2 separate regions of the Homo sapiens genome follow, and region 1 is linked to region 2. Evidence: chromatin contacts called from ENCODE Hi-C data. All regions are on one chromosome and are shown on one strand. The core of a region is the stretch at or near the end of the contact, and the rest is flanking DNA. Distances in the headings are between cores, read along the strand shown. Region 1 holds the start of KBTBD12 (kelch repeat and BTB domain containing 12). Region 2 holds the start of MGLL (monoglyceride lipase).

Evidence for each region. Hi-C counts contacts between places; a loop is a spot of excess contacts on that map. Pooled maps may share reads with other maps.
Region 1: a map of psoas muscle shows a loop between it and region 2 (2.4-fold over the local background). The contact joins the promoter of KBTBD12 here to the promoter of MGLL in region 2. A Hi-C loop is called at or near these places in 3 of 168 maps with a recorded cell type or tissue (Right ventricle myocardium inferior, dorsolateral prefrontal cortex and psoas muscle), 2 of 37 single-sample maps with no recorded cell type and 4 of 50 pooled maps.

The regions. Positions count from the first base shown.
Region 1 is chr3:127,911,046-127,917,419 of GRCh38, forward strand. KBTBD12 (kelch repeat and BTB domain containing 12) reads left to right here and starts at 4,187. Exons shown (of 6, transcript NM_207335.4): 1 at 4,187-4,541. The region is part of intron 3 of LOC107986129 (a long non-coding RNA gene); the gene reads right to left. It overlaps LOC124909427 (a long non-coding RNA gene), which reads left to right and starts at 661. Exons shown (of 2, transcript XR_007096071.1): 1 at 661-914; 2 at 3,301-3,621.
Region 2 is chr3:127,817,931-127,824,713 of GRCh38, forward strand. MGLL (monoglyceride lipase) reads right to left here and starts at 4,585. Exons shown (of 8, transcript NM_007283.7): 1 at 4,379-4,585; 2 at 3,764-3,908. The coding sequence starts at 4,388. RefSeq lists an enhancer at 1-616 and a silencer at 5,027-5,546.

The DNA of each region.
Region 1 (6,374 bases), core at 2,937-5,436, 93 kb after region 2:
GAGGGCTCCCTATGTGCCTGTCTGCATGGGCCCCCTTGGTTCAGTGGCTCTCTCTACTGTATCAGGGCCTTGGGGACACCAAGGCCTCTGGAAGAGCTGTCTGGAGCCCTCGCTGTTCAGCCACACTATGAAGTCGTTGCTGCCCACTGGGTTCTGGCTGCCTCCCTGTGACCCTTCTCAGCAAGGGAGACAGCCATTCCTTCTCTCCTTAGATCCCACAAGCCTCCCTACAATTAGTCCAGCCAAACAGGATGCAGGTCTTCTTCCTCAAAGCCTAGGAAAATCTATGCTCTCCTTCCTTGTTCTTCAGAAACTGCCTCCTCTCCTCAGCTGGGGAAGGGGATATGGCAGGAGGATGCACTGCTCTAATTTAGGTTGTCGCCCAAATGTTTCATGCATGCCAGTAACGCGTGGCTTTCCTGAAAGGGCCTGGACTTCTGGAATGGAACGTGTTAAGAGGAGACCATTTCCTCCATTCCCTCCTTGTTTTCCACCGGCCTGACTCTCCCCCTGAGGCAATGAGCCTGGAATAGTTTTACTTTTTGGAACGGATTAGAGGAACAAAGTCTCCTAAAGGAAATACATGATGAAGGAGGATGGAAAGAAGCAGCTGATACTTTTTAAAAAAATCACTCCACAGACAACATCATGCAGCAGCAGAACTGGTGCAAGCTAGTAAGAGGGCAGACATGGAAAAAAAAGAGAAGAAAGCTGGCACCACTGGGGTGTGGCTGCTCTTCGTGCTGCGGCAGGCTGTTTTGGGGATTGAATGAAGTTGCTTGTTTTTCATTTAAGAGCCAGGGTTTATCTAATGAGGAAACTGCTTAAGCCAAGTTACAGACTTGGCTCAAGACAAGAACCAGGCTGTGCTGTGTGAGAAGTACTATTTCAGACGTGTATTCCTCCTTCAAAAGGTACGAATGATATGGAGTGGGAGTGGGTGTGTGGAAAAAAAAATGGTTTCTGTGTCAATAAAAAGCTGCCCAGAGTCTAGTCACAATAAAAGGGAGCCAGACAGGGGTAGATCAGCTTCAAAGAATAAAGGAATAAATTATATAAAAATAACAAAATCTGCACACAGGAATACAGAGAAACAACTCAACACTGTAAGAAAGCAAAGACTGAAAATAAAGCTTTGAATAGAAAGAGGAGGGAAAATACCTCAAGAAGAGAGAGACAGAGAGCGAGAGAGAGCGAGAGCAAGAGAGAGAGACCCAGTAGGAAGGAGCAGTAAATAGAAAAAGAATAGTAAGTTACTGCTGAGTAAAAAAGTACATATTCATATATGATATATTCCAGATGCATATTCCTTAAATCAAGTTATTGATAAATCAGTAGATTTGATAAATATTAATACTTCATTAATCATTTGGCACATGGATGTTTTGAGAATCAACTATAGTCACTCAGTGATATGGCCCAGCATCTAAATTAGCCTCCAGACCCCAAGCCCTGACTCTTCATAGCATATTCCACTTCTTCCTGAAACAAATGAAAAAGGTAAAATAAAGTAGCCCAATAGGAAATTGAACAGCGCCTTCAAAGCAAGCTGAGAAAGATTCATTAGGTTCACACAAACATCTCATAAACAAAACCAGAAGCAGGAAAGAAAATAGTCGCAGAAGGATCTAACTAGGACTAACTGGATCAAGGGATGTTTGTGGGGAAAGGATACAGGAATTTCCCCAAATAACTGTAAGTATGTATGTGTATGCTCGACAGGCTGAGGTGGGAGGATGGCTTCACCCCAGGAGTTTGAGACAATCCTGGGCAACATAGCGAGATCCTATCTCTCTCTAAAAAAAATTAAAATTTAGCCAGGCATGGTGGCACACACCTGTAATCCCAGCTATTTGGGAGACTGAAGTGGGAGGTTCACTTAAGCCCAGGAGTTCGAGGCTGAAGTGAGCTATGATTGCACCACTGCACTCAAGCCTAGATGACAAAGTGAGACCCTGTCTCTAAAAAAGGAAAAAAAAAAAAAAAGTAAGTGTAAATACGAATGCATGCAAGCATTCTTCATTGACATGAATACCTTCTAAAATGTTTAAAGGGACTTTACTTACCATATAAAATCTGTTTTGTTTTCAATGTGGTATATAAAGGCACACATATACACAGAAAAATATTATTCAGCCTTAAGAAAAGAAAGGACATTATACTCAGTTAAATAAGCCAGTTACAAAAGGAGAAATTCTGGCCAGGAGCGGTGGGTTACTCCTGTAATCCCAGCACTTTGGGAAGCTGAGGCGAGTGGATCACCTGAGGTCAGGAGTTTCAGACCAGCCTGAGCAACATGGTGAAACCTCGTCTCTGCTAAAAATACAAAAATTAGCTGGGCGTGGTGGAGCACGACTGTAATCCCAGCTACTTGGGAGGCTGAGGTAGGTGAATCACTTGAACGGGGGAGGCAGAGGTTGTAGTGAGCTGAGATCGCACCACTGAACACCAGCCTGGGCGACAGAGCAAGACTCCGTCCCCATCCCCCTCCCCCAAAAAAGGACTAATTCTGTATGATTTTGCTCATATAAGGCACCTAGAATAGGCAAATTCGTAGAGGCAAAAAGTAGAATAGTGGTTACCAGGTGCTAAAGGGGAGGGAGAAATAAGTTATTGTTTAAGGAGTACCAAGTTTCTTTTGAGAGGATGAAAAAATTCTGGAAATGGATACTGGATATGGTTGTACAACATTATTAACATAATGCCACTGACTATGCTTAAAAATGATTAAAATGATAAATGTTATGTTATGTATATTTTACCACAATAAAAAAAAAGGAAGAGGTGGGCAGAAGAGTTAGTGTCAAAGTGATGCTGAGAGGTGAAGCCAGCTGCACTTCTGGGTTGGGTGGGGACTTGGAGAACTTTTCTGTCTTACAAGAGGATTGTAAAATGCACCAATCAGCACTCTGCAGCTAGGATTGTAAAACGCACCAATCAGCGCTCTGTGGCTAGCTAGAGGTTTCTAAAATGGGCCAATCAGCACTCTGTAAAAACACACCAATCAGCTCTCTGTGGCTAGCTAGAGGTTTGTAAAATGGACCAATCAGCACTCTGTAAAATGGACCAATCAGCACACTGTAAAATGGACCAATCAGCACTTGGTAAAATGGACCAATCAGCAGGACATGGGCAGGGACAAATAAGGGAATAAAAGCTGGCCACCCAGTCAACACAGGGAACCCAGTCAGGTCCATTTCTAGGTTGTGGAAGCATTGTTCTTTTGCTCTTCACAATAAATTTTGCTGCTCCTCACTGTTTGGGTCCATGTGACCTTTAAAGCTTTCTTTAACATTTAAGGTCCGTGGCTTCATTCTTGAAGTTAGCGAGATGGAGACCACAAGCCCACTGAAAGGAACCAACTGCAGACACAATGCATGTGAGAAAGACTCAGCCCTATTTTCTGGCTTTGAAGCTGGAGGAAGGAGCCAGGAGCAAAAGAATGAAGACAGTTTCCAGAAGCTGCAAAAGGGCAGGGACAGATTCACTCCAGGAAGCCCCAGAAACAAACACAGTCCTGCTGACACCTTGATTTCAATCCAGTGAGACATATTTTGGACTTCTGACCTACAGAGCTAAAATAATAGTAAGATAATAAAGTTATGTTGCCACCACTGAAAACAGTTTTATTTTGCTTTGGTTTAAGCTAACTGAGCTAATACAGCTGCCGTATTTTATGACACTTGCCTAAGGAAGACTTCCCATCCCTGCACTGCTCCCGGCTAACCAGTCCTTTCTCGGGACTCCTGGAAACCTCCCACTCTCAGAGAGGTGTAGGGTATAAAAATCACAAGCTGATGGCTCAGGATGTAGCAAATAAAAATACAAGACCAAAACGAAACCCAACCGGAACACCGAGTTAAACGTGAATTGACCATGCGATATTTGGGACATACTTAACACTAAAAATTACTGGTTGTGTATCTGAAATTTACCTTTAACTGGGCTCATGTATTTTACCGGGCAACCCTACCCCCCGGTCACAGTGAGACTACACACGGGGTCTTTTGGTCATTTTGCAAGTGTAAAAGACTAACGGGAACACCGGCATTTTTCAAAGCTCGATTTCCAAACCTCCTTTAAACACTTGTCCCCATCCCCTCCCCGCAGGCCTTCAGTCGCTCTGGCACGCGGGCCAGCGCGGGAACACTCTGCGCAGGCGCACAGCGTTCCGCGGGGGACGCTCAGTAGGGTACGGGACGCGCGCGGGGAGACCCTGTGCAGCGACACCGGGGCTGTAGTCGCCGTCTGGAACCAGCGCGGGAATAGGTGCGCAGGCGCACAGTGGCTGGAGGGCAGCGGCGGCGTGGTCTCGGGCCACTTCCAAGCAGAGGGCAGCACCTGTCCCCTCGGAGGCGCTGCCAGCGCCCTCCCTCCTCCTCCGCAGGGCGCGGGACCTCTATTTATATCGCCCAGCCAGCACAGGCCCATATTGGGCAGTGGCCTCAGTCAGGCCCGCTGGCCGCCCTGCCACACGGTAGCGTCCAAGCCAGGTCGTGGCCCAGCGAGTGGGGACGCGCCCCGAACCAGGCAGCACCTTCGTAAGTAGGGGTAGCGCCCCGGGGGAACGCGGCCCCCAGTCACAAGCCCTGCCTCAACTCCGGGCCAGGTTGAACCTGGGCGCCGACCCGGGGCCACCGGCACTTGCAGCCTCGGCTCTAAGTGACTTCCTTCGAGTCGCAGTGGGCCGGCGCCTGGCGTCAGGTGGGGCTCCCAGGAGCTGCTCCTCCAGGCCATCTCTGCCGTCTCCGACCTTCACCGTCGGGTTGTTCAGGCTCGTAGTCTGCATAGTATTATCATCCTCCGAATTACCTGACCAATGTATTATTGTGCCTTCCGTCGCTAGACTGTAAGCACAACAAAGGTAAGGGGCACTTCCCTGTTCCTGGTTGTCTTCCCGGAACCTAGGATAGTGCCTGGCACTTAGAAGGGTTCGTTTAAGTTTAATAAACCCTGAATGTATCCCTGAGCAACTCTCTTAACTTTAAAGCCAGGAGAATAATTGCCCTACATTTTCCCCCAAATGATTCTTAAGAGGAACTAATGAGCTATAATGCGGATTAAAGCACTTTGAAAAGTATAAAGCACTGTGAGAATGCAAAACAGTGTGAACTCGGCAAAGAAAAGAAAAGAAAACTGGTCTTATTTGTCTTTATCATCCATGTGCCTGGCTGTTACTGGATGCCCGGTGTGTGGGATGGATTATTATGAAATGAATCAGGTCTTTTTCCATGCTAGTGAGAAGCACAGAGTACATTTAGGGTGGTGCGTGTGTTCTCAGCCATTTCCTACCAGCCTCTGCAAGCGTAGGATTTTAGCAAGATGGTGTTGCTGAAACAAAATAGGGTGTGGAGACGTAATCGTATAAACTGGGGGTCACAAACTTAAATGGCTGTAGGATAATGTAAATGGACAGGAAAGAGAAAAGCAACAGCGTAAGAATTACAAATAATGACTGTCCCTCAGGTCTCAAAGAGGATAATGGGGCCCAGCAGATGTGCCAGCTGAGAGGTGGCAGCTGGGTACTCAGGTCCTGCACATTGTTGCCGCTTGGGAATTAAGGACTCAGTGTTGCCATACCTTTCATTTTTTTCAGTAGATGCTGGAATATTTCAGCTTAGCATGTTGACAGCTAATTTACCAAAAACAAAACAAAAAGCAAAAAAAAAAAAAAAAACTGAGCAGCCAATTTGTAATCTCAGGCGTAAGTGAAGCCAATACATGGCTTCAGTAGTTCCTTAAGAATGGGGCCAAATCCCAGACAGCAAATGACTGGGAATTAATTTTGAGGGTGCAAGTGAAAACTGGGTGTCATAGTGCATCACGCTATAAGCAAGGGAGTCACTTCACGATTCTGAATGATTTGACTGGAACAAGAGGATAGCAACTTGAAGCATTAAGCGTTGGCGAGTGGGAAAAAACACAGAACTGTTTGTCTGCTGCTCTCACACAATGAACACAGAAAATGTCTGTAACCTCTGCTAACCAAGAGGTATGTGGAGACTTCTCCCCATCAGCAACCAATCACTTAGTTCTGCAGCAGACAGCAGCTTGGGTGTCCTCTAACTCAGTGCAATTCTGACACCATCTACCTGGAGACAGCGTCAGATCCCACAGGCTGAGAGCTCAGTCCCACAGGGCTACCACTATCTTCAGACACTAGTCCCAGCATCCAGAGCTTCTGACTGACCCATCTCAAGTTGGGGTTCCCTCTTTGGGTTTAATTTGCTAGGGCAGCTCACAGAATTCAGAAGAACGCTTAAGTTTTCCGGTTTACTATAAAGGATATTAACAAGGATACAGGTGAAGCGATATATAGGATGAGATATGGGGGAAGGGGTACAGCCAGGTGCACCACACTTCGGGAACCCTCC
Region 2 (6,783 bases), core at 3,335-5,834:
CAGTGGACATTTGCTCATGATCCAGTATCCCCCCCTTTTTCTTTTTTTGAGATGGAGTCTTGCTCTGTCACCCAGGCTGGAGTGCAGTGGTGCGATCTCCGCTCACTGCAACCTCTGCATCCTGGGTTCAAGCGATTCTCCTGCCTCAGCCTCCCGAGTAGCGGGGGCTACAGGCGTCTGCCACCACACCCCGGTAATTTTTTGTATTTTTAGTAGAGAGGGAGTTTCACCACTTTTGGCCAGGCTGGTCTCGAACTCCTGGCCTCAAGTGATCCACCCGCCTCAGCCTCCCGATGTGTTGGGATTATAGGCGTGAGCCACTGCACCCGGCCAATATTTTTAAGTTCCAGCATGTTGAATTGGATAAGGCAGCCAGTCAGGCAAGGGCATAAATTCTGTTTTTTGTTATTGTTGTTGTTGTTTTCAGAAGGGATACCTATCTCTAATCTTTTTTTTTTTTTAAGAGACAGAATTTCAACACGTTGCCCAGGCTGGTCTCAAACTCCTGGTCTCAAGGAATTTCCCGCCTCTGTCTTCTGAGTTTCTGGGGCTACAGATGTGTACCACGGAACCCAGCTGATTTCCCACCTTTGATATATTATGAGCAAACGATTAGGGAGAATTAATTATTCTCTTCCTCTTTACCCTAGGAAATGATGTTTACCCTAACCCAAAATGTAAGAATTTATCAGGAAAACACTACCTATAAAGAAGAAATCTGTCCTGCTTGGTGGTGTAAGGAGAACAATTGGATTTGGTCCATGTCAGAAGATTGCGGACCAAATCCCACTACTGCCAGCAGGGTCATTTGGAGAAAGATACTTTGTAACATTGGACCTCTGTTTCCTCATCTGTAAAATGGGAATAGTAAGAATAATAATACTTGTCTCACAGATTGATGTGAAGGTAAAATGAGGTCATGTGTGCACAGAATCTAGTCCAGACCCTAGAACATACCTGGCACTCAATTAATATGAGATAATTGTGCCATGCCTTAAGTATAAGATTTGTTATTACCGTAAACACTACAGCATGAATTTGCCTTGGTACTGCCAAATGGAGGTTTAAGTTCTGATTCCTGATGATGAAATACGGAGACTCTGGCCTGCTACGTTAAAAACAGCACTGATGGTAAAGGCTAACCCAAGACATGCTTTCTCTTTCTCAGGGTCCAGTCCGAGGAGGCTGGTGTTTATACGACAGAATTTGCTTGCATAAAGCGGGTTAAGCCAGGTTCCCAGTGCAGCGGCTGACACCTGTGGCTTAGTGTTGCTCCGAGCCACCTGCAGAGCCAGTCTTGGAACCCAGCAGGTCCTCTGGGGGCAATATGTCTCTGTAGGTGCTCACGGCAGGCTCCAGGAGCTGGAGGTAACTGGTTGGCCAGAAAATCTACCCAAACCAGTACTGACTAACCGAGGCTGGCACAGATCCTTCTGCATAATAAGATATCCACAGGCCCCCGGGGTGGCTTCTGAGGTCCCTAGGGTCTCTATGAGAAAGATAGCAGAGGCGGGGCTGGAGATGAGGTGCTCTTAACCCAGGTTTTGCCCACAGTTGGTACAGTAGTGGGGGAGGGTTCAGTCTCCTCTTTTTTTGCCCCTTGCTTTTCCTCCCTTCTTTCTTCCTAACTGGGAGGAGACAGGATTGCACAAAGCGAGGCCCTAGTTTTGCTGAAGAGGGGTAAAAAGCCTGGGGGGAAAGATTGAAGCCCTGGTGACTTGAGGTCCCCTCCCTCTTCCTAAAAGCAGAGTGAATGATTCTGTGCAGGCAATAATAATAATACTTATTATAATGATGCTGCGGGGGTCTCCCAGATCATGCAAGAGGGCAGGCAGGCTGAGCAGCTGGTCTCGGTTATGAAGATACAGAGGTGTTTCATGCTGGCTGGCACAAACCTCTGCCCTGAGCCCCCACCCTAGGACCCCCAAGACTGCCCCAAGATCCAGCAAGCACAGGGTTAACATGAGTCATGGCAAGGGGCCTCCAGGACCTCTGCATCATCTCCAGGGGCTGGAGGCAGGGCAGGACAGGTAGGTAGGACCTTGGCCAGCCCCTTCCTCTTTGGTAAACTGAGGATAACACTATGGAAAGTGTTCATACATGCTCATGGTTCTGTTGCTCTTTCTATTTCAGTGCTCCTGCCCTCAATATTTTTTTCCCTTAACCTTTTCTAGACCCATAGGTTTCTTCCAAATTCTGGGGCCGAACTGCCTCAACCATCCACCTCTGTTCTTAAGCCCATCAGCACCCACCACAAGGCGGACGCTGACATCCAAGAGGCAGCTCAGTTTAAATTAAGAAGTTGAGTTATCATCTCTAACTAGAGCAAAAGCAACGGAGCAGAGAGGGCTCCCTGCAATGCAACTTCAGCACAGAGATTGTGAAAACCACCCGCAGGCGAAGGGAGGGCAGGGCAGCCAACTTGACCGTTTCTAACCCACTCACCCACCACCCTCCCCCTGTGCCAGGACTGCAGAACCTCTTTATTTTTGTTGACTTCGAACTAGGACAACCTCACTACTTAACCAACAAAGCCCCCCAAGTCTGAGACTCAGACATTAAAAACTTCTATTTTCAATTATTTGTCTTCTTTCTGTATATTGATCAAATTACCACAAACCACTAATCTGTTAGAAATTAATCCAAGATTGAGCAATTCTACAGCCAGTTAAGTCAGAGTGGAGAATTAATGATTAATTAGCATCATAATGCTCAACAACCCCCCCACTTCCTCTAATGCGTATGCACGTACAGACACATTCTTTAAGAAATGTATTACCAGAACTGGTAGGAACTCTTCTCAGCACGTTACCCACTTGAAAACACTAGAGAGAAACCATAGCCAGTCTGTGTAGCTGCCCTGAAGCTATGACTCTATGCCGGGTTTTAAAAGTCCATATCTCTGTGTTTTTAACGTGCAGCTCCCTGGATCATAGATACCTTGATGAAGACAGAGAAGAAATTTTACACCTGTGTGAGGGTTGGGTGATTACTGGAGCACAAAGAGAGACATAATCCAACCACACAATGATCCCTAGGAGACAAGAGGCCTACAAAACAGGTAAAATGTCCCTGGAACAGGAAATGTTCTTGTCACCAGGCCAATTGGTTACCACAAATAAATTCTTTTTCCAAATAACACAAACAAGCAGGGTTTTCCTGCTTCATCCAAGAGGAGGGAGCAGCAGCAGGAGACCAGCTGTCTTGTGTATAGTCCCAATGTTTGCTTCTAATAGCAAGACAAATCCTTGATGGAAAATGTACAAAGTAATTGAGCTGGCAAGGAATCAGAAGGAAATACCCAGGCCCCTTTCTTCCTGGTGACACATGTATGCCATCTTCAGAAGCTCAGAAACAAGCAGGAAAAGTGAGCAAAGGTGAAGATATATGTATTACTTCGGGTTTCTCATCCATCTAGGGGATTTTCCTTAATTGTCGGGTTTGATTTTAAATGAATGCCTGTACAACCGGAAATCAACTCCAGTACAAAAAATAAAGTCATGTGGAATTTTTGAAAATTGCCATACGGTAGGATCCATATCTGAGTTGTTATAATGAAAAAAGAATTCCTGCTTCTTAAATTTAAAAATTATAAAGTATACATTTTAGCTTTGTTAACATTGCTCAGCCTAACATTAAAACGGCAGGGGAAGTAGGTCATAGAGAAAGCGGCCCCGCCCCAGATGGCACATGATAACGACCAGAGGAGAAGCAGGGGCCATGCTCCCCTGTCACCTGGGGTGACTTTCTGGGGAAGACTTACTTGGGTGTGCCTGTGGGTTTCCAGTACCTGCAGAAGAGGTACTGTCCGTCTGCATTGACCAGGTGAGGGAGGTCCTGGTAGGGAATGCTCTGCGGGGTCCGCCTGGGGGAACTTTCCTCTGGCATGCTGGAAGGGTCTTCAGGTCCTAGAAGGAAAAGTGACATATTCCAAAGTCAGAAATATCTCAAGAACATGTATGGATAGGAGAGAAAAGTCTAGTTCAGAGTCAGTAACATTTTTTTAAAAGCAGTTTAAAAAACCCCTCTGTTTCAAAGGTTTAAAACATACATACATTTCTTGCAAACCTCTCCAAGACTGAAAAATCCCATTTGTTCTTAAGAAAATGCTCACTTTATTTTTTAAGTGCCTCATTACAGTTTTTCCCCCTTCCCATCTGTGTTTATTTTAAATCATTTCAGGAAACTTCATCTTAAAGACTATTTTAGCTGTAATCAAGTGGAAATTATAGTCAGCTCTATGGGTACAAAGACCCAGCTGCAAGAAGACCCATCTATCTTAAAATCTCCAAGGAACAGTTTCAAGTGGGCACAATAATGAGGTGGATGATACTCAGATTATTCCTCCCATCTGAAATTCCAAGGATACATGACAAACCTGTTTCCATTATGTGCTGGCGTTTGCATTCCACAACCACGACAGCCTGGAGAATCAGAACCAGGCAAATCGGGCTGTTCCCTCATCTGGGCGGCCCCAAGGCAGCAGGAAGGCAGCTCCGAGCCCTCTTCCCGCACCCAGACCCTGCCTTTCGGGCTGGGGCGCTCAGCCGGGAGCCTGCTTCCAGCTCCCACCGGCAGGCTCTCCGGGGCTCCCCTCCCTCCCCAGGGCGGGGAGCGGCGCTGCGATTCTCCACTACTAGTTCATGTCATCACTTTTCCTAAACAAATCGCTAGAGGGGCTCGGAGAAGGGAGGGGCCCGGGAAACTGGGAAACTAGCTCCGCGCACACCGAGGCACCTCGCAGACGCACAAATGCGGGTGCCCAAGGCAAAGTCGCCCCCAAGGCTTCTCACAAACTTTGCTTCCTGTGCGTCTCCGACAGCACAGGACACGTAGCCCCGAAGCTGTCATCGGAAATGCCGCTGGGAAAACCGGGTGGGCTTCGCCGGGTGTCTGCACCGGGGAAGGTGGGGACTAGAAAGATGGAGTTGATGGGGACAAGTTGGTTTGGGGGCTGGTGCGAAGGAGCAGGGAGGGCGCGCGCGCGCGCACACGCGCGCACACTCGGACACGCGCGCACACACACCGTGCACACACACACACGCACACATGGGTAGCGGGAGCCCACGCCGGGCGTGTCCGGGACCCCAGTGCTGCTCCCCACCCCTGACGGCGGCACTGGCGGGCTGGGGCAGGGGCCGGGAGGCAGTTACCGGGGCCACGAGCGCCGCTGTCGCGTTCCCCGAGCGCAGCGGATCCTCGTTTGCGGCGGGCCAGGGCCGGGACGAGCTGCGCGCGACCGGCTTCGCGGCGACAGGGTGCGGCGTCTGCGCCGCCACTTTATCCCTGGGCCGGCTCGGCGGCGGGGGCGGCCCGAGGTGGGTGGGGACGCGCGGGACCCGGCGGGCGGCGGGCGGCGCGGGGAGGCGGCGCCCGGGGCCCACGTGTGCCCGGCCCGCGGGGAGGAGCGGGGGCGCCGCCCGCCGACCCAGCCACGCACTCCTCTCCTCCGCGCCTCGTGGACAGCCGCGCCCCGGGGTGGCCGCCCGAGGACTGTCAGGGAGGCCTGAACTGAGCTGGGTTCATGGGAGCCTCAGCGCGGGAGGACACACCACACCCACGGGCACACGCGCGCACACAGACCCACAGGCACCACACGTACACAGACAACTCGCGCAGGGCCGCACACTCACCACACGTGTACACATGTGCACTCCCAAAGTCACTACACTGCACGCAGGGACATACAGACACACATCCCAGAGATACCACATGCATACAGACACACACAGACCACACATGCATGCACACACACAAGCCGAGACATAGGCACAGACAACCCACAGAGACACAGAGGTGCACAGACATATGCAGACTATACACCTGGCCCCCACATAGACACAGACACACTCACATCATACACACACAGTCGCACACAGACACACTCACACTTCATTGCAGTCAGACACATACAATGCTGGAGGGGCAATTAACCGGTCGTGGTGGCATGCGCCTGTAGTCCCAGCTACTCAGGAGAATCGCTTGAACCCGGGAGGCAGAGGTTGCAGTGAGCCGATACCACACCATTGCACTTCAGCCTGGGTGACAGAGTGAGACTCCATCTCGGGGAAAAAAAAATGCTGGAGGGGGTCCACTTGACTCTAGGGTAGTGTAAAAGCAGATGGTGCATGGCTACAAATGCCTTGTCCCTTCCTGGCAATCCCCAGCAACTCTCCCGTTCCCAGCGGCTGTGACCCCCAGATAAAACCTCTGGTGCATCTACACAGGCCAGGGCACAGTCTGAGCTCTGTCCAGTATAACTAGCAACGTGGCCGTGGAGGGTAAGGCCACTGGACTGAGACTCCACACCACCTGGGTTGAACATTAGCTCCTCCGCTTGCTCTTTGAGCCTCAGTCTACCTACCTTCAACCTGTGAGTGATATACCTATGCCCCAGTGGAGTGTCCCTGTCTCACACTGACCTCAAGAGGCCTTCCTGTCTTTCTCCGCAAAAAATTCTACACCATAGCAGCGTTGAGGACTGTGTCTCAGCGTCACACTGTGTGTGTCCAAGGAGGCCCAAGTTGCTACAGAGCCTGTGGTCTAACTTGAGAAATAAAACAACAGCCTTTGAGCAGTGGCTTGAGTTGTAGGCACTGCTGAGCGTGACTTACCCACTGTCTGGCCTCCAGCAGGCCACGAGGCCTGGAGCAGAGGAGTGGCTAAGTGACTTCTGGTCGGGGCAGCTCTACAGAATCCATGCAAGAGAGGTTTAGGGGCGGCAGTCTCAGGGGCAGGAAGCTTGGGGGCTTCACTCAAAGCTGGACATGCTAAGTGCACCGG